2 separate regions of the Homo sapiens genome follow, and region 2 is linked to region 1. Evidence: chromatin loops called from intact Hi-C (ENCODE). Cell type or tissue: adrenal gland. All regions are shown on one strand. Links, peaks and the distances in the headings refer to the core of each region. The heading gives the core; the rest is flanking DNA.

Region 1 (8,360 bases), core at 1,850-5,849:
TTCCATAAGCCCAAATTAATTATACTCATATTTATGATATGCTACATTTGTGCTTCTTTATCATATTTTATCATTGTAAAATTGATACAGCCTGATCATTGAGATCCTTGATCTGTTTAATGCTATCTACTTCAACATATAATATCATGGGAAAATTAACTTTGTTAATTTGAAACACTTTTCTTGTTTACTTATTTAACTCTTTAAAGTTTGCATTTCTGTTTTATACTTCTTTTAATCTATGTTATGTGGTGTTGACATTTCGCTTGACTGATGATTTTTTTAACTGTTAAATTTTGTATATCCAATTTAAAAAATGAAGTCAACCTAATTATACCACTTTTGTAACTATCTGACATATTTTTTTCTGGTTTCTATGTACTAATGTAGTGAGCTTTTTTTATGTATATATATTTTTTCAGAATACTATTGTGGAGGCTTCTATTCAGCTTCCTCCTTCCCTTTTCTCACCAAAGCAAAAAAGAGAACTCAGACCAACTGATGACTCTCTTTACAAGCTTCAACTCATTGCATTCCGCAATGGAAAGCTTTTTCCAGCCACTGGAAATTCAACAAATTTGGCTGATGATGGAAAACGACGTACTGTGGTTACCCCTGTGATTCTCACCAAAATAGGTTTGTATGTGGCATATGTTATCCTGTAGTCAGTGGACAATAAGGCCTTGTAGTTGACTGTTCCTAAAAATGCTTATTTTAGTGTTTTCTCGTTTTAATGAGTCACTAGTGAAGAAAGATCTTGCAGAGTACCCATTACTGTAGAAGTTGACATTTATAATTGGTTATGAAGTTTGTTTCAGAAATATTTTTATTTCCCATTTTCTCCAGATGGTGTGAATGTAGATACCCACCACATCCCTGTTAATGTGACACTGCGTCGAATTGCACATGGAGCAGATGCTGTTGCAGCCCGGTGGGATTTCGATTTGCTGAACGGACAAGGAGGCTGGAAGTCAGATGGGTGCCATATACTCTATTCAGATGAAAATATCACTACGATTCAGTGCTACTCCCTTAGTAACTATGCAGTTTTAATGGTATGGCAGTTGTTAACTTTATGCATAAACACTATTCTACATTTTTGCTATGCATAATTAAGCTCAAATGAAGTGTTTTTTTGTTTTTTGTTTTTTTTTTTTTTTTACTTTTAACATAATTTGCTCCCTTTGATTATATGAGATGATATGTGTTCTAATTTTGATTTTAAAGGGAAATTAAGTTACTACCAAGTGAAATGTATGGGATTGAGTTTGGTATATAGGAATTTTAAATCAACTTTATAAGTCAATCAGTTCAGTTAGTCTTTGACCTTAAAACTTGGAGAGACTGTTGATGCAGATTCCCTCTGCCCAGAAAGAGTGATTTCATTTGCCGAAGGATACACAGTGAGTAGTGAAAGAACATTTTCCTACTTTGCAATCTAGCGCTGTTTCCCACTACATGTCGTAATTGTTAGACTCTATTTAAATTTAGAATTAATCATGATAATTTCATTTTTGTCATTGCAAGTGACAGTATTGACACAAAGAATGTCTTTTCAGTTTTAATGCCAGTCTAGTGTTGTTTTCTGTTATTTGCCGTTGTTAACACTAATTACAGGTTGAGTCTTATCTCTTATCTGAGATGCTTGGGACTAAAAATGTTTTGGATTTTGGATTTTTTCAGATTTTGGAATATTTGCATTATCACTTACCAGTTCATCATTCCTAATCCAAAAATCTGAAATCCTCCAAGGAGCATTTTCTTTGAAAAGTTTTAGATTTTGGAGCATTTTGGATTTAGGATTCTTGGGTTAGGGATACTCAACCTGTAATTTTTGGGGGGTAAAATAACAGTTATTAATGTACAGGAGCAAGTGTTTTTATTAATGAGGTCTTTAAGTGAATCTGACGTCTGAGCAGATAATTATGAAATAAACCATGCTAGTTCTTATTTTATATTGTAATTATTATAAATACTGACATCAAGGAGTATATTTAGAGTACGGTGGAAGGAATTACTGACGAGTGTGAAAGACATTTCCCAGAAATGGTTTGAGGTTACTCTGGGTGTGAGGAACTTCTATGTTATTTCTGATTCCAGCTGTAAATCTGTTTTCTAGAAAATGTTTTATCAAAGTGCTAAATACCTTGAAACATGATATATTTTACATTTCATGAATTTTTCTTTTCTTAAAAAAATAGCATTTAGCACTAGAAATGATCTTGAAGTAAACCTGAATTATAAATAATTTTCTTTGACTCTTGTATGTTTTTTTTTGTTGTTGTTGTTGTTTCAATTCAACTTATACCTTACCTGGTACACAGGTCAAGCAAGCAGAAAGGTGAATAGATTATTTATCAGAGTAAAGGGATTATCTTTTCATTGACATAATTGAGCATTTTATACAAGTGCAAGCAACATATTTAAACATGTATGTTTATAGACTCGGCTATATTTGTATATTTGTATATATAAAGGACCTTTATTCAATTGGGATTAACTTTAGTGTTGACAGTTTATGATTCTGATTCTCTTTGTAAATGGAAGATGTCTTGATTTCTGTAAGCATGAGTCTGGTTTCTATAAGTTCACATTTTATTATTGTGTAGTCAACTTATATTTATTTTTTGTTTTTTTGAGACAGAGTCTCACTCAGGTTGCCCAGGCTGGAGTGCAGTGGTGCAATCTCGCCTCACTGCAGCCTCTACCTCCCAGGCTCAGGTGATTCTCTTACCTCATCCTCCTGAGTAGCTGGGATTACAGGCAGGCACCACCAAACCCGGCTAATTTTTGTATTTTTAGTAGAGACTGGGTTTTGCCATGTTTCCCAGGCTGGTCTTGATCTCCTGGACTCAAGTGATCTGCCTGCCTCAAGCTCGGAAAGTGCTGGGATTATAGGCATGAGCCACTGCCACCTTTTAAATTAAAGCATGAAGCGTTAAAGTATGTGGCATTTTCTCTTCCATTTTGAAAGTGTTTTCTCATTCAGTTTTGAATATAAAATAAACTGTGATGTACTGATGAGAAATAATATTCAACATTGTCAGAAATTTATAAGTTAACAAGAAAAAATTGAGCAAAATAAATGAAACACAAAACATACACAAAAATGCATTTTATAAGCCTTCGCTGTGATATTGCACCATGTGAAACTTTTATTTTTATTTAGTCTAATACCAGTTTAAAGCATCTATTTGTGAACTTCCTAGCTGTTCTTCAAAACTATTAAATTAGTATAATCCTTTTCTGGAAGGAATAAGCTATTCTTTTATCTTTCAGACTTTTAATCTCTTAAAAAAATGTAATACACAATTCTTTAAAGTTAAAATACTGTAGTACTAAGATTTTTTTTCTATTTATTTTCAAAGACTTTTTCCTTTTCTTAAATGTAATTGTGCCATCTAGAGGCAGCAAAGAGAAATGTATTTGAAATTGTTGACAAAATTAAAGTTACTGCATGGGAGTTAGTTGCTAATTAAACATAAAGAAAAAGTTAATGAAATTATACCCACTTTTAGGTAAAGTTATGTTTAGGATTGAAAAAATTGTTTTTAAAAAATTAGAAAGCAAATTAGAAAGCAGTGTCTTTTTTCCTTATATTAAGCTTTTAAAAATTGATAAAATCCTATGTCTCTTGAATACCATCTTAATATATCCTTTTATATAGTAAGTCTAAATTCCTATCTTGGGATATAGTCCATAAAACTTTCCTTTATCTGATTTTAAGAGTTTTGAATTTTTAAAAAATGCGACATAAAGAATATACTTGTTCATAAATCTGAGTATACATCCTGCTATACCAGTTATTTACTAAGGTCTCATTGGGAGCCAGAAAAAAAAATTAAGCAGAAATTAGGTTTGCTTGAATGATATGATCTGGAATAGCCAGGTGGGGCAGGAAGATTCACAGGAGCTGGTGTCTGTAGGAAAAAACAAAGAAAGAAAACTGAATAGAAAGTAGGGTTATGATTAGGTTCAAACTATGTAGTGCTTAATACTTTAATCACTAGTGGTGAAGATAAGCTAATTTATATACATTGATTCCTCTTTTGTTGTGTTCACCTAAAAATATGAAACTAGAGAGCATTCATTAATTTTCTTTTTCTAGTGATTCTTTTACATTTGTTTATATAAAACATGCTGAATACCATCTTAATATGTCATTTTATAGATTAAAATGGTATTCAAAGCAACTTTGATATCATTTACTCTATAATTGAACATAAATGCTAGTGATGTTTTTGTTTAAATAATTTTAAAATAAGTACTATACTCACATGGATGTAATGTTTTATTTATTTCTACACATTAACATACAGTGAAAGCTGGAAGTCCTACCTATCTCTCGTATCACACTGATAAGTAACTACTGTTTGTTTCTCGCGTATTGTTGAGGAGACCCTCGTGTTTATGGAAACAAAAATGAGTATATGTTCCTATTTTTTTGCATTTTTGCACAAAGGTTGCATACTACACACACTGTTCTAAACCGTGCTTTTTTCTGTAGAGCAACATTTCTTAACTATGATGGTGATAATGTATCTTAAAGAAGAGGATGGTGATGGTGGTAGTGGTGGCCAATCTTTATTAAGCACTTATGTGTCAGCCACTCCTCTGATGTCTTTATATACATTCAGTTACTCAGCTCTTATAACAGCCTCATGAGAAATAGTACTGTCATCACCCCCACTGTACAGATGTGGAAACTGAGGCAGAGAGAGGTTAAATGCCATGCTCACAAAGCTAGTGCTGGTATTGGGATTTGAATTCACAGTCTCATTTTGGGATCTGTGTTAATAATCCCTCTGCTAAGTCTCCTTTCTGAAATCCTCTCAATATACGAGTTTCCTCATTCTTTCTTATCTCTGAATATTATGTTTCTACCATAATTTATTTAGATATTTCTCTATTGTGTTTGTTTCTAGTGGTTTGTACAGTGTCATTTTGCACATTTAATTGAGCATCTGTGAGACAAATTCTCCAAAGTGGAATTGATAATCAAAGGGACCAACTGGTTTAAATTGAGGTATTGAGCAAAGTGCACAAATATTGGTTATATTTTTACAAAAGAATGTATAAGAACAAGATTTGTAGTAGAGTGCTGGACAGTGCTCCTGTGTTTCTCTCTAGTCAGTTCCTGCCACCATCTCCAGGAACCACCCTTTTGATGTCTCTCACTATAGATAGGTTTGGCCTGTTTTTAGACTTTAGTTGTGTAGTATGTACACTTGTGTCAGGTTCTTTCCTGTCATTACATGGTTGGAATTTATCTTCATTTTTGCATTTAGCAGCAGTTTATTCTTTTCCATTGCAGTGTAGCAGTCCATTGTATCAATATGCCAAAGTTTGTTCATTTTATCATTGATAGCCATTTCTGTTTCTAGGTTTTGGGTGTCAAGAAAAAGCTGCTGTGAGTACTCATGTATATGTTTTATGATGGACATGTACACTCAGGAGTGAAATTGCTAGATTGTAGGCTTTCCATGTGTTTAGCTTTAAGTAGCTAAAGCCATGCAGTTGACCAAAGTGGTTATGTTGGTTTACAGTCTCAACAGTAATGAGAGTTCCAGGTGCTCTACATTTTGACCATGCTTGGAATTGTCAATCTTCAGTTTTAGTCTTCTGGTGGTAGTGTTGTGATGTATCATTCTAGTTTTAATTTGCATTTCTCTGGTGACTATTGATGTTGAGCACTTCTTTAGCTTTTTATTGGCAGTTTGGATATCCCCTTTTCCTGACGTTCCTGCTCAAGTCTTGCCTATTTTTAATTTTGTTGTCTTTCATTTTCTTAATTATTTATAGGACTTCTTAATATGGGTACTGAATATGAGCTCCCTGTTGGATTTATGTGTTGCATACATCTTCTCCCAGTTCATGCCTTTTTTTTTCCTCAATATTGTCTTTTTATGAACAGAGTTTCTTAAATTTTCTGAAGTACAATTTCTTGGTTGTTGTTGTTGTTTTAGTTAATGCTGTTTAAGAAATTTTTCTACCCCAAGATTATGAAGATCTTCTTTTTTGTTCTCTTCAGAAGCTTTAATATGTTTTACCTTTTATATTTAGTTCTGTAATTTGACTGGAATTGATTTTTTGTTGATGATGTGAGGTAGGGAGAATAAAATCTTTAAATTTGTATTCTTTGTTCCTTAGTGGGGAAAAAGCAACATAGAAGTAAGTCATAGTCGTCTTTTAACATTTTTGTTTTTTTACATTTCTGATTTCAATCTATTTTAAAATTTTAATGGTAAACTCTTATTATAATTCTTTATTCCCTTACACACAGGATGCCCTGATATATTTTCTTTGGATTCCTTTCCATTGTTCAGATCCTGGTACTTAGACAATTGCTTATTTTAATTATTCTTATTGATACAGTGATAATTATGGAAAATGTCCACTGATTTTATATTCAGTAATTCTGAGGCCTGAAGTAACACTTGTAAATATATGAATCTCTGACAAGTAAACAGTTCTAAAAACTTTTTCCATTGATTTGAATCCTTAGTAATGATCATCTTTGTGATTTTTTAACACACATTTGATGTTTAATTTCTCTGTATTAGTTCAGCTAACTTCTGTGGAGAACTTTATTTTTCATTTCTTGGCTTAGTTATTAAAGTTTGTACTGAGTAGAAGAGGAACTAAGATTACTATTTAGTGATGGACTGTGGTCATGTGGTTGCTGGAGGGCAGAGTCATTTTCTATTTTATTTATTACTGTGTTGCAAATGTGAGCAACAGTTTTACTTTTTCTACTCAAAGGTGTCTCATACCACCATTTTTATATAGTGTGTTTAGTAATGTTTTTGTTATCATAAAGCCTATATTTATTTACTACCATAATTGAAAATAATTTGATTCAGGTTTCTGCTTTCTCTCTCTCATTGTAGAGCTTTAACTTGTTTACTATCCTGGTATTCTAAAATTCTCAATTGCCGTAAATATTTTTATATTCTTTTTCTTTTTGAGGCGGAGTCTTGCTCTGTCGCCCAGGCTGGAGGGCAGTGGCTTGATCTCGGCTCACTGCAAGCTCCGCCTTCCAGGTTCACGCCATTCTTCTGCCTCAGCCTCCTGCGTAGCTGGGACTACAGGCACCCACCACCACGCCTGGCTAATTTTTTGTATTTTTAGTAGAGACGGGGTTTCACTGTGTTAGCTAGGATGGTCTCGATCTCCTGACCTTGTGATCCACCCGCCTCGGCCTCCCAAAGTGCTGGGATTACAGGCGTTAGCCACTGCGCCCGGCCTTATATTCTTTTGTATTGCCCAATCTAGCCAGATTTTTTTAAAGGTGGGAAAGCTAATAATGGCTTTTAATATTTTTTTTTTAAGGTGGGAAAGCTAATAATGGCTTTTAATTTTTTTAGTGGTTCTGTTTTACATGGTTAATACTACCTGCATAACAGCTTTAATTTGCCTCTTGGCCCCCAAAGTCTACAATGTTTACTATCTGGCCCTTTATACTATGCTTTTCCCTAGGTTCATTTTTCGGCAGGAGACCTCTTTGCGTGTGGGCAGGTCAAAAATGCTCTTGTGGGATTAATAACAGAATAATAAGGAACTGAAACAACTCAACATAAAAAATTTTTGATTTAAGAAATGGGCAAACGATCGGACTAGATACTCTGAAAAGAAGACATACAAATGACCAACAGGTGTATGAAAAAATCTCACAATCACTAGTCATCAGGAAAATACAAATCAAAACCACAATAAGATACCTTACCCCAGTTAAGTGGTTTGTATCAAAAAGACAAAAAATAACAGAATGTGGAGAAGAGAACTCTTATACATTGTTGGTGGGAATGTAAATTAGTACAATAATTATAGAAAGTAGTTTGTAAGTTTCTTGAAAAACTAAAAATAGAGCTACCGTATGATCCAGCAATTTCACTGCTGAGTATATATTCAGAAGAAAGGAAATCAGTATATTGAAGAGATACCTGCGCTCACATTTACTGCAGCACTATTCACGATAGCCAAGATAAACAATCAACGTTAAGTGTCCATCAGTCCATCAACAGACAAATGGGTAAAGAAAATATGGTATATATACACCAAGGAGTACTATTCAGTCATAAAAAAAGAATGAAATCTTGTCATTTGCAGCAACATGGATGAGCCTGGAAGTTATTTTGTTAAGTGGAATAAGCCAGGTACAGAATGACAAATAGTGCATGTTTTCACTCATATGTGGGAGCTGAAAAAGTTGATCTCATGGAGGTAGAAAGGAGAATGGAAAATACCAGAGGCTGGGAAGGGAAGGGTCTAGGAAGAGGGGGTGAAGTAAGGTTGGTTAATGAGTACAACCAAGTACAGATGGAATAAATTCTGGTGTTTGATAGCATGGCAGAGTGACT
Region 2 (8,360 bases), core at 1,923-5,922, 200 kb before region 1:
CAGGAGGCGGAGCTGGCAGTGAGCCAAGATCGTGCCACTGCACTCCAGCCTGGGCGACAGAGTGAGACTCCGTTTCAAAAAAAAAAAAAAAGAAAGAAAATGTAGATTACTTCTGTACCTGTCTAAAACTCCCCATGGCTTATACTGCACCCCTGAAAAATCCAAAGCCCTGACCATGATCTGATATTCCTATACGGTGTGGTCCTGACCTCCTCTTTCATCCCATCTTGGGCCATTCGCACTCACAGGGCAACCACAACACCCTTGCCCTCTGTCCTTCCACCTGGCCAGGCCCATTCACGTGTGAGGGCCTTTGCACCCACTGGCCACGTTCGAAATGCTCTGCTTCCAGCCCTTGGGTTCCTTGTTGTCATTAAGATCTCAGCCCTAGTAGCTTCTCCTCAGAGACATCGTCCTTGGACATCTATTTAATGTAACCTTCCCACTCTCTCTGATGTCTTCTATTGCATCACTGTTTTGGTGTTTGCATCATACTTGGCACCACCTAAATTTTTTGTCTGTCCAATTTTTTCCTTGTTTGTTATCTATCTTCACCCATATGAATGTAAGTGCCTTGAGAACAGAGACTTGTCAGAGCCGTTTGCCCCCTAGCTCAGTAGGTGCTCAGTAAATACTTCTTGGGTGACTGTGTTGCTTATTAATTCTTCCAGCTGAGATAATAATCTGGACATGAAAATAAAATGTGTTTAAGCAAAATCTTGATCATGGGAATGAACATTTCAAGGGGAAAATGAATGGAGTTTGGTGTCTAAATATAGGAAAGGAATGAGCAATCTAAGACAAGGTTAGCGTGAGGTTCTCAGGGTTGCTGCAGAAAGGTGATACTCTTGGCAAAAATATAAAGGTTGTGGTTAAAAGCCACATTCAGTGAGTATACACTACATGTCAGGCATTACATATTTTTCAGAACCCCATTGGGTAGGCGTCATTATCTCTTACAGATAAGAGATTGATTCAGTGACCCCAAGTTTTTCAGCTGGGTATCCTATTCCAGTGATTGAGGTTGACTTGGTTAAAAGTACTGATTTAAGATCAACTTACAGTTGCAAGCATGGATGGGGGTAAAGATGTACTGTCTGGTCTTCAGAGCTACCTCTCCCCCATTTCCCAAGTTACTGGGCTGAACTGGATGTGGGATATGCATCTCACAACCTACGTTGGCTCACAGGTTCTTTTGCAAATTGGTCTATGCACCTGTAGATTCCTCCAGGTGTCCTCCTCATTCTGAAACAGTCCAGGGTGGGCAACTGGAAATACCTTGAAGAAGACGCTGAAGAGAAAAGTGCCCGGATAAAGGTAGGGGAACCTGATTAATGGAGCAGAATGACACCTGTTATTTTGGAGACAACCACCCGCAGGGTGATAAAACCCCAGAGAAAATAACTGAAATGCAGTACATGAAAATGTTTTGCTTCCATCTTTTTGATCATCCATCTGATAAGTTACTACCTAGAATATGGAAACTTGACTTTGCTAAAAATGAGTTCTATGAGAGAAGCCCAGAGAAGACAATGCTACTGATGCACCTGGAGAGTTGAAGATACTGCAACCGAACACTCAGGTGGTCTCTCACTGGTGGCAGGAAACAAATGTTCTTCTTCAACATAGAAATCACCATGGAGATGGCATTATAGAGCTAGCATCTCAGTGATAAAAAGCCGTGGGGACCAGGTTCCTTGGTCCCTGGGAGTTTATCAGCGGTTGAAAGATACCCTGAGCTTGCCCCCTTTCACCCCTGATCCAGCTAACACACACAGCTCCGCAAGGGCTGGCTCGTTCTCCCAGATTTGCAGCTGTGGAAATGCCAAGATTTAAAATAAATTTTCTTGAAAAAAACCAACATCGATGGAGTGAAGATATTATTACTACATAACCACCAAGTCTTGGTATATGTGTTTCTAACAGTAGTGTGGAGGCAGAAGTGAAGATAAAGATCCCATGAAGATAAGGAGATTTGTTGCAAGGCTGGCATAAAACCTGAGCAGATGATCACAATCTCTGTGTGGTTTATGCTACCTGAGGAGAGACCCAAAGTCCAGGCAGTGCTGGCTTACATCATTGTTTTCCAGGAGCAAGAGCCTAGTACTTTGGTCATTCCAAGTATTTGGGATTGTTCAGTAGAGCATCAGTTCTTGGTACCCAACATATATTATTTTAAATTGGAGAACTGAAGCAACCAAAGGTGGGGTGATGTCCTCATTCATTCTAACTAGAGTTGACTCTGGCACATTTGGCTACCTCAAGGTAACTCGGTACAAAGGATTGTATTCACTTGGATCTGATAGCAAGGAAACACTCCTATAGTTACAGATGTGATGTCACTGAGAGGCAAGCATGGGTTAGGTAGTGAGAGACATACTATTTTGGAGTTGGACAAGACTGGATTTTAATCCCATCTCCAGCAATTAATTGCCCATTGTAAAATGCTAAGTTTAATAAAGATATGATCTCAACCACCTGTCAGAGCCGGAGTGAGGATTAAATTCAATTATTTTGTGCAGCACCTGGTGCATGTAAAGCCCTCAGTCCATACTCATTCAAAACTCACTCTTACCACACAGCCTCTCCCTCCAGCCTTGCTTCAGGAGGTCTCCCGTAACTGAGGGAGAGTGGAGCCCCTGGCGGGACTGGAGACAAACAAATGGACTTTCCTTGCCAATTGAAATAAAGACAACCCTCTTTGCTCAGGAGGAAGCAGGCTCCAGGGACTTGGGAATCTCAAAATATGGTCATGAGTCACAGGTGAGACAAGAGGGTCTTCCCACAGGTCTGTGAATTAATCCAGAAGTGCAAGTCTTTTCTTTGGTTTTTACAGATGAATGGTACCCAAATCCATACACTCTCAACTTGCTACAGTACTGGCTATAGGTGAGTTACTAGTGGCCTAAAATGATGGAAGGCCCTAGGAAAATTCCCTGTGTGGCACTTGAGACTTCCTTACCCCTTCTGTGGACAGTCGTTATCCCTTGTGTGGGGAGTAGATGGAATTAATAAGCTGTGATATTATTTCTGGGCAAGGTGCAATAAGACGTGTTTGTTCCTCCCAAGGTGGAGATTACAGAATTGTAGTGAGGGAAGGGGGTGATAATACAGCATCCAAGGAATGTTTAGAGAGTTATACTTGCCTGCTTTTTGACATGTGTGTCTCTAGAGAAGTCTAGGTGGACTCCTGTCCATCAACATCTCAATGTAAAAGAGCATTGCTGTTGGATGTCATCACCAGTCCCCTTCCAGGTCCCTGCAGCTATTGTGGTTAGCATTGCTGTTCCCATGGCTCAAGTGGCTTTGGACTAGTAGGTAATGGGTGGGGGAAGAAACAGCTCCCCTCCCCTCCCCCACCCCACCCTACCCTGTGTATATTCCACTTCCTGAGACTTGGGCTATGCCTACAGGAAGTAACAGAAACCGTTGGTGTGCCCCTAGCTCCCTCCCCTCTGCCAACTGCACAGTTGCACTTACTGAGGCTGGGCTGCAGGTGGCAGGCACCCCTCTGTGATCCTGCCATGGCCAGAGGAACTCATTCTACACCAGCTCTTGGGTGTAAAGTTGTACGGATACTGAAGACTTCCATCCTCAGGCCAAAAGGTCAGGATCAGTGCAGCTTATACCTGCGCTCACAAAGAAAGAGAACAAAAGGAGAGTCCGTGGCCATGGCTGCCTCCAGTACCCATTTAATTGGCATCTTGAATCAAGTAGAACTGTTTTTAGGAGAAGTAACCCATTTTGGAAACCCCAAAAACCTTCAAAACTTAGAGTTAATGAAATAATATTCTAAAAATAAAGTTGATAAAATGTATCTGAATGCATGCATACATAGACCTTGCAAATATCCATTTGATGCTCGCTTAGTTTCGTTAGGGCTCTATTCACTCTGACCTCATCATATGACAACCCACTTGACTCCTGTCTTCCCTTCTGTCCTTCTACTTTGCTGCTAGTGTAATTCTATATTCTTCATTTGCATTCTTTCTCAGAATGAAATCCTGAAAAGCAACCCCATTCGGTATGGACTCAGAATCCCCATGGCATGATCTGATACCACAGGCAATCTCTCTTCCTAACTCAGGGCCCAGGTAACACATGGTAGTGCCAGAGTGTGAGCTGCCTGCTCTCCGGTGAGGGTTAGACCAGGCTTTGGGGAGCTGCCTTGAGTATAGCTGAGTTGTCAAATATGCAAGTGACATAAGCCAGAGGGGCCTGTGTGTCACTCAAAGGTGCTGACACAAGCCAATCTGATCTGGGACCAGTAAATGTTTAATCCAGTGAGACGAATAGAATGCATTCCTGCCAGTGCCCCTACTGCTCTTGCACATGGCAATGCTGCTCCCAGGACTCAAGTGGCTTTGGACTAGCAGGCATTGGCATGTTGGGCAGGGTTGGGGGCAGCTATATGCTGCTTCCTGGAAAAGGACTGTCACTTACATCACAGCCCCCAGCTTCACCTTATCTTCACTCAGATGCCCTCTCAGACTCCTATTCTGCTACTTTTGTGCCTCCTCTTCTCTCTTCATCTCGCTCTCTCTCTCCTCCTACCCCTTAATAACTGACCACTCTCCATATTTTCCAGTCTACAGCCCAAAAGGGAGATGGACACATTGTTTTAGCTAGTTACTCTCTACCCACTTGGACAGTGTCTCTTGCTCCAGGTCCCCTCATTGGTTGCCCACTGGCCTATGGATACTATTAATTGAATTAGCATCCACCTCCGTCACTGCTTATGTGCACAGGGCCTGTTCCCATGGTCATCTTAATCTGAAGTTGGGAAAGCAGCATTATAAATGATGTGCCCAGTACTTAAGGAAAATCAGAGAAGAAAGGCATAGAGACAGGATGCATTCACATTTTGGAGAAACCTACTATATGGCAGACACTATATGTCAGGTACTGTACTAGGTACTTTATAACTGCATGTATCTAGTTAATACTCAAAAAGACTTATCTTTTCCCAGTATCAGAGTTTGCGAATCAGAGGGCTGATATTTTAGCATGGCTCCGGGTTAAAGGGTCCAAAGAGGCCTCCTGCCCAAAGTTAGGATTGCCTTCTCTGAGCAACAGAATTCCCACAAATCTGTGTAGTCTTAGCTGAACAGGATTAGGGTTCCATCTAGTTGTAGTGTGTTCCTTTTCTCAGCCTTGTTTGTGTGCATAGACACAAACATACACCATGGACACTTCCAAAGGAAGAGTGAGTATAGGAAGACACAACTGGGATCTCTTACTATGGTAAGACAGAGTGTTTGGGGTCCTGGATCCCAGCCAGTGCCTTCACTTACATTTCAACATTTCCAAAATAGTTCTTGGAATTTCCACTTTAAAAATGAGAAAACAGACTCAGGAATGTTAATGGACTGTCTGTAAGAGTGCTAGCTGTGCCTTCCCATATTTATTCATCTCTTAACATTGTCTTGCACTCTAGCCAGACTTCCAACCAACTACCCACACCTGTGACTCTACCTGAGTGAGTCCACCCTGCCCGCCTGTAGAGCAGACTGGAATTGCCACAACTCTCCCTGCAGAAACCTTCAACCACAGCTGATAGTGTAGCAGGACGAGCCGCAGACAAAACCTCTCAGACACCGAGTAGTAGAAGGAAGGGCTTTATTCAGCTGGGAGCATCGGCAAGCCATTGCCTTAAAATCCGAGCTCCCCGAATGCACAATTTCTGTCCCTCTTAAGGGCTCACAACACTAAAGATTTCACATGAAAGGGTCATGATTGATTTGAGCAACCAGGTGGTACGTGACAGGGGCTGCATGCACCGGTGGTCAGAGAGAAACAGAACAGAGCAGGGAGTTCCACAATGTTCTTCTATACGATGTCTGGAATCTATGAATAACATCGGTTTCTAAGTTATGAGTTGATTTTTAACTACCGGGTTTAGGCCAGGCAGACCCAGGCCCGGTTTCGGGCCTGGTGCCGGGCTGCCTGTCTTTGGTTTTGCTTCCTTGTTGTTTTTTCTTAAAACAGGTACTGAGTATAAAACAATATAAAACAATATGAGAGGGTCTCTCTCTTCCCTCATTCCCCCCTTTTGAGACTCTCACTTTTTATTAGTGGGAGTTCTCACTCTTATTTTTGCTGCTTATGTCTCTTTGTGTAATAGATTGATAGTGATTTATATAGTACACTTGTGTTGATGCATTTTGGTGAACTAAGGTAATGATGAAGCTTTTTATCATTTGAAGAAGTACAGATAGTAAACAAGGGAGCAGTAAGCAGGTTCTTATTACTATTATTACTTTTATTATAAGAGTTTTAAATCCTCTTATTGCTGGGAACCAATTTTTAAACATGGCTCCTGGATTGAGTCCGTGTCACACTTGCATGGTTACATGTGCCAGTTTTGTTATATTTTTAACTATATTTTTAACTACTTGCCTTTGATTATCTATGTGTAGACAGTAATTAGTAAGGTTAAATTGTTCACAAACTTTTCCTTCAGCTGCTAGCAAGTAGTCAAGAGCTAGTCTATTTTGATAGATAGCATTTTTCATCTGAGTCTCTTGCCGGGCAAGAACAGTCAAGGCTTAACCAGTTTTATTAGTAATAATTTCTAAAACAGCTTGTAACCGTATGATTTGCTTGAGCATGTAGATGGGGGTCCGATATCCCCATGAGCCATCTTGTATCCAAGTGGCGGGTCCATAGTATTGTATGATTTTTTTTTTAGGAGGCCATTTATCATTTTTTAAATTACCTATGGCTATGCTTCGTTTTCTCTTTTTTTTTTTTTTTTTCCGGGAAGCATAGACTGGGAAGCCCCGAAGTTCACCTGTCTTTATGGACAGTAAGAAGAAAGATGGCTTAATGGTGCCAGTTACACAGCTACCTGTCCACTGATCAGGCAGCTTAGCATAAGCTTTGTGTCCACATATCCAGTATAACCCGGTGGGGGCCATCCAGTCCCGGTGGAATTCTGGATGGGCCTAAACAGTCTGCAACTTTGGAAATTTCCTGAATGGATTTATTTCTGTGTAATTGGAACTCCACAATGTAACTGTTTTTGTGGTACTGTTATGCAGCTTTTGCCCAAGACAACTAAGCTGCCCTACAGGATGAATGAATCCTTTTTCTTTTTTAGCTATGTAATACTGTCTAATAATTGAGACTTTTAGAATCTAGAGATGATCAGAGTGATCTTTTGGGCTGGGAATTCATCAGGAACTGGGTCTGTAGGAACCTATTCTCGGGCTTCCTATGGCCATTGATCTCCTGTTACGGTCCCTCTACAAACATAACATGAGGTGACTTGTAGAGACTGGGCTACGTGTTCGGCTAATTGCAAAAACAAATTTTTAGTTTTTCTTGGAATCTCAGGTACTGGCACATTTAGTTTATCATAGAAAGTCTGATATACTGGTTCTGGAGAGCGTTTTTGAACCTCTCCTTCTATTAGGATGCTTACACTAGGATCTAGTCCTTTTCCATCAATGCCTAATGTTACATGTGTTTTTAATTTTACTTTGGGTCTGAGGGGTTTGTGATTATCAGTTTTAAAAGGCTGCAACTCCCACTCATGCAGGAGGGGCTGACTTTTCCTTTTTGGAGTCAAACAGGATTTTATTTTATTTTTTTTTAAGTAGCCCAAATGACACAAGACCAATATTGACACATCTCACATAAATATGATTTTTGACAGATGTACTTATTTTCTGCTGTGTAACTTTTTTTTCCAATCTAGAGAACCGCATCCTATCCCATGCTGCTTACTATCAATAGCAGCACAACCATCAAATTTTAAGGTTACATTTTTGGGGACCCCTCTTTCTTCTGTTTTAGCCATTACCTTACTTGTGTCACCTAGAAAAGGACCAGTCCTTAATTTTATTTTAAAAACTGTGATCATGGGATGCTTAAAATGGGTCATAACACGCATCAAGTTGGTTATTTCCTGGGCTACATACCTTGGATAGAATAGCATTTTACAGACAAGTTTCTTTCAGAGTCCTGGTACACTTACAATAACCATAAAATAATAGGACCGTAGCAATCTTTTGTCCTACCTCAGTGACTTCATGTATATACTGGAAACAGTTCTCAGTCTGAGGAAGGTCAGTTGAAGTCCTTATTGTACAAGTCCAAATTTTAAGGAAAATGAGTCCCGCGATGAGTTTCCTCATGTTTCGGCCGTGTGTGGAGCAGTCAGCTTCCGGGTGTGACTGGAGCAGGGCTTGTCATCTTCTTCAGAGTCACTTTGCAGGGCTTGACGAAGCTGCTCCCATCCACGTACAGCTCCCAGTCTACTGATGTTTAAGGGTGGTCTCGGAGGTTGGGCCTACTAGAATAAACTGAGTCCAATACTTTTACACAGTTATGTTTAACTGGGCTCTCTGATGCCA

The links. A loop is a pair of places that touch in the nucleus more often than their neighbours do. Peaks named below come from ENCODE experiments on the same cell type or tissue, not always from the same donor. Only the 100,000 strongest peaks of a DNase experiment are listed, where the experiment ranks them.
Region 2: it touches region 1 in a loop (5-fold over the local background); 77 of 110 quality-filtered maps call a loop at or near these places.

What each region holds. Positions count from the first base shown.
Region 1 is chr4:22,405,877-22,414,236 of GRCh38, reverse strand. It overlaps ADGRA3 (adhesion G protein-coupled receptor A3), which reads left to right. Exons shown (of 19, transcript NM_145290.4): 13 at 423-636; 14 at 847-1,055. Among named protein-coding and RNA genes, the nearest start is that of MIR12115, 110 kb to the left of the region's middle. In adrenal gland, for the core only: a CTCF peak has its summit at 3,393 (motif pointing left); no DNase peak of the experiment used is centred there.
Region 2 is chr4:22,602,667-22,611,026 of GRCh38, reverse strand. No RefSeq gene overlaps it. Among named protein-coding and RNA genes, the nearest start is that of ADGRA3, 91 kb to the right of the region's middle. In adrenal gland, for the core only: a CTCF peak has its summit at 3,498 (motif pointing right); a DNase peak (open chromatin) is centred at 3,489.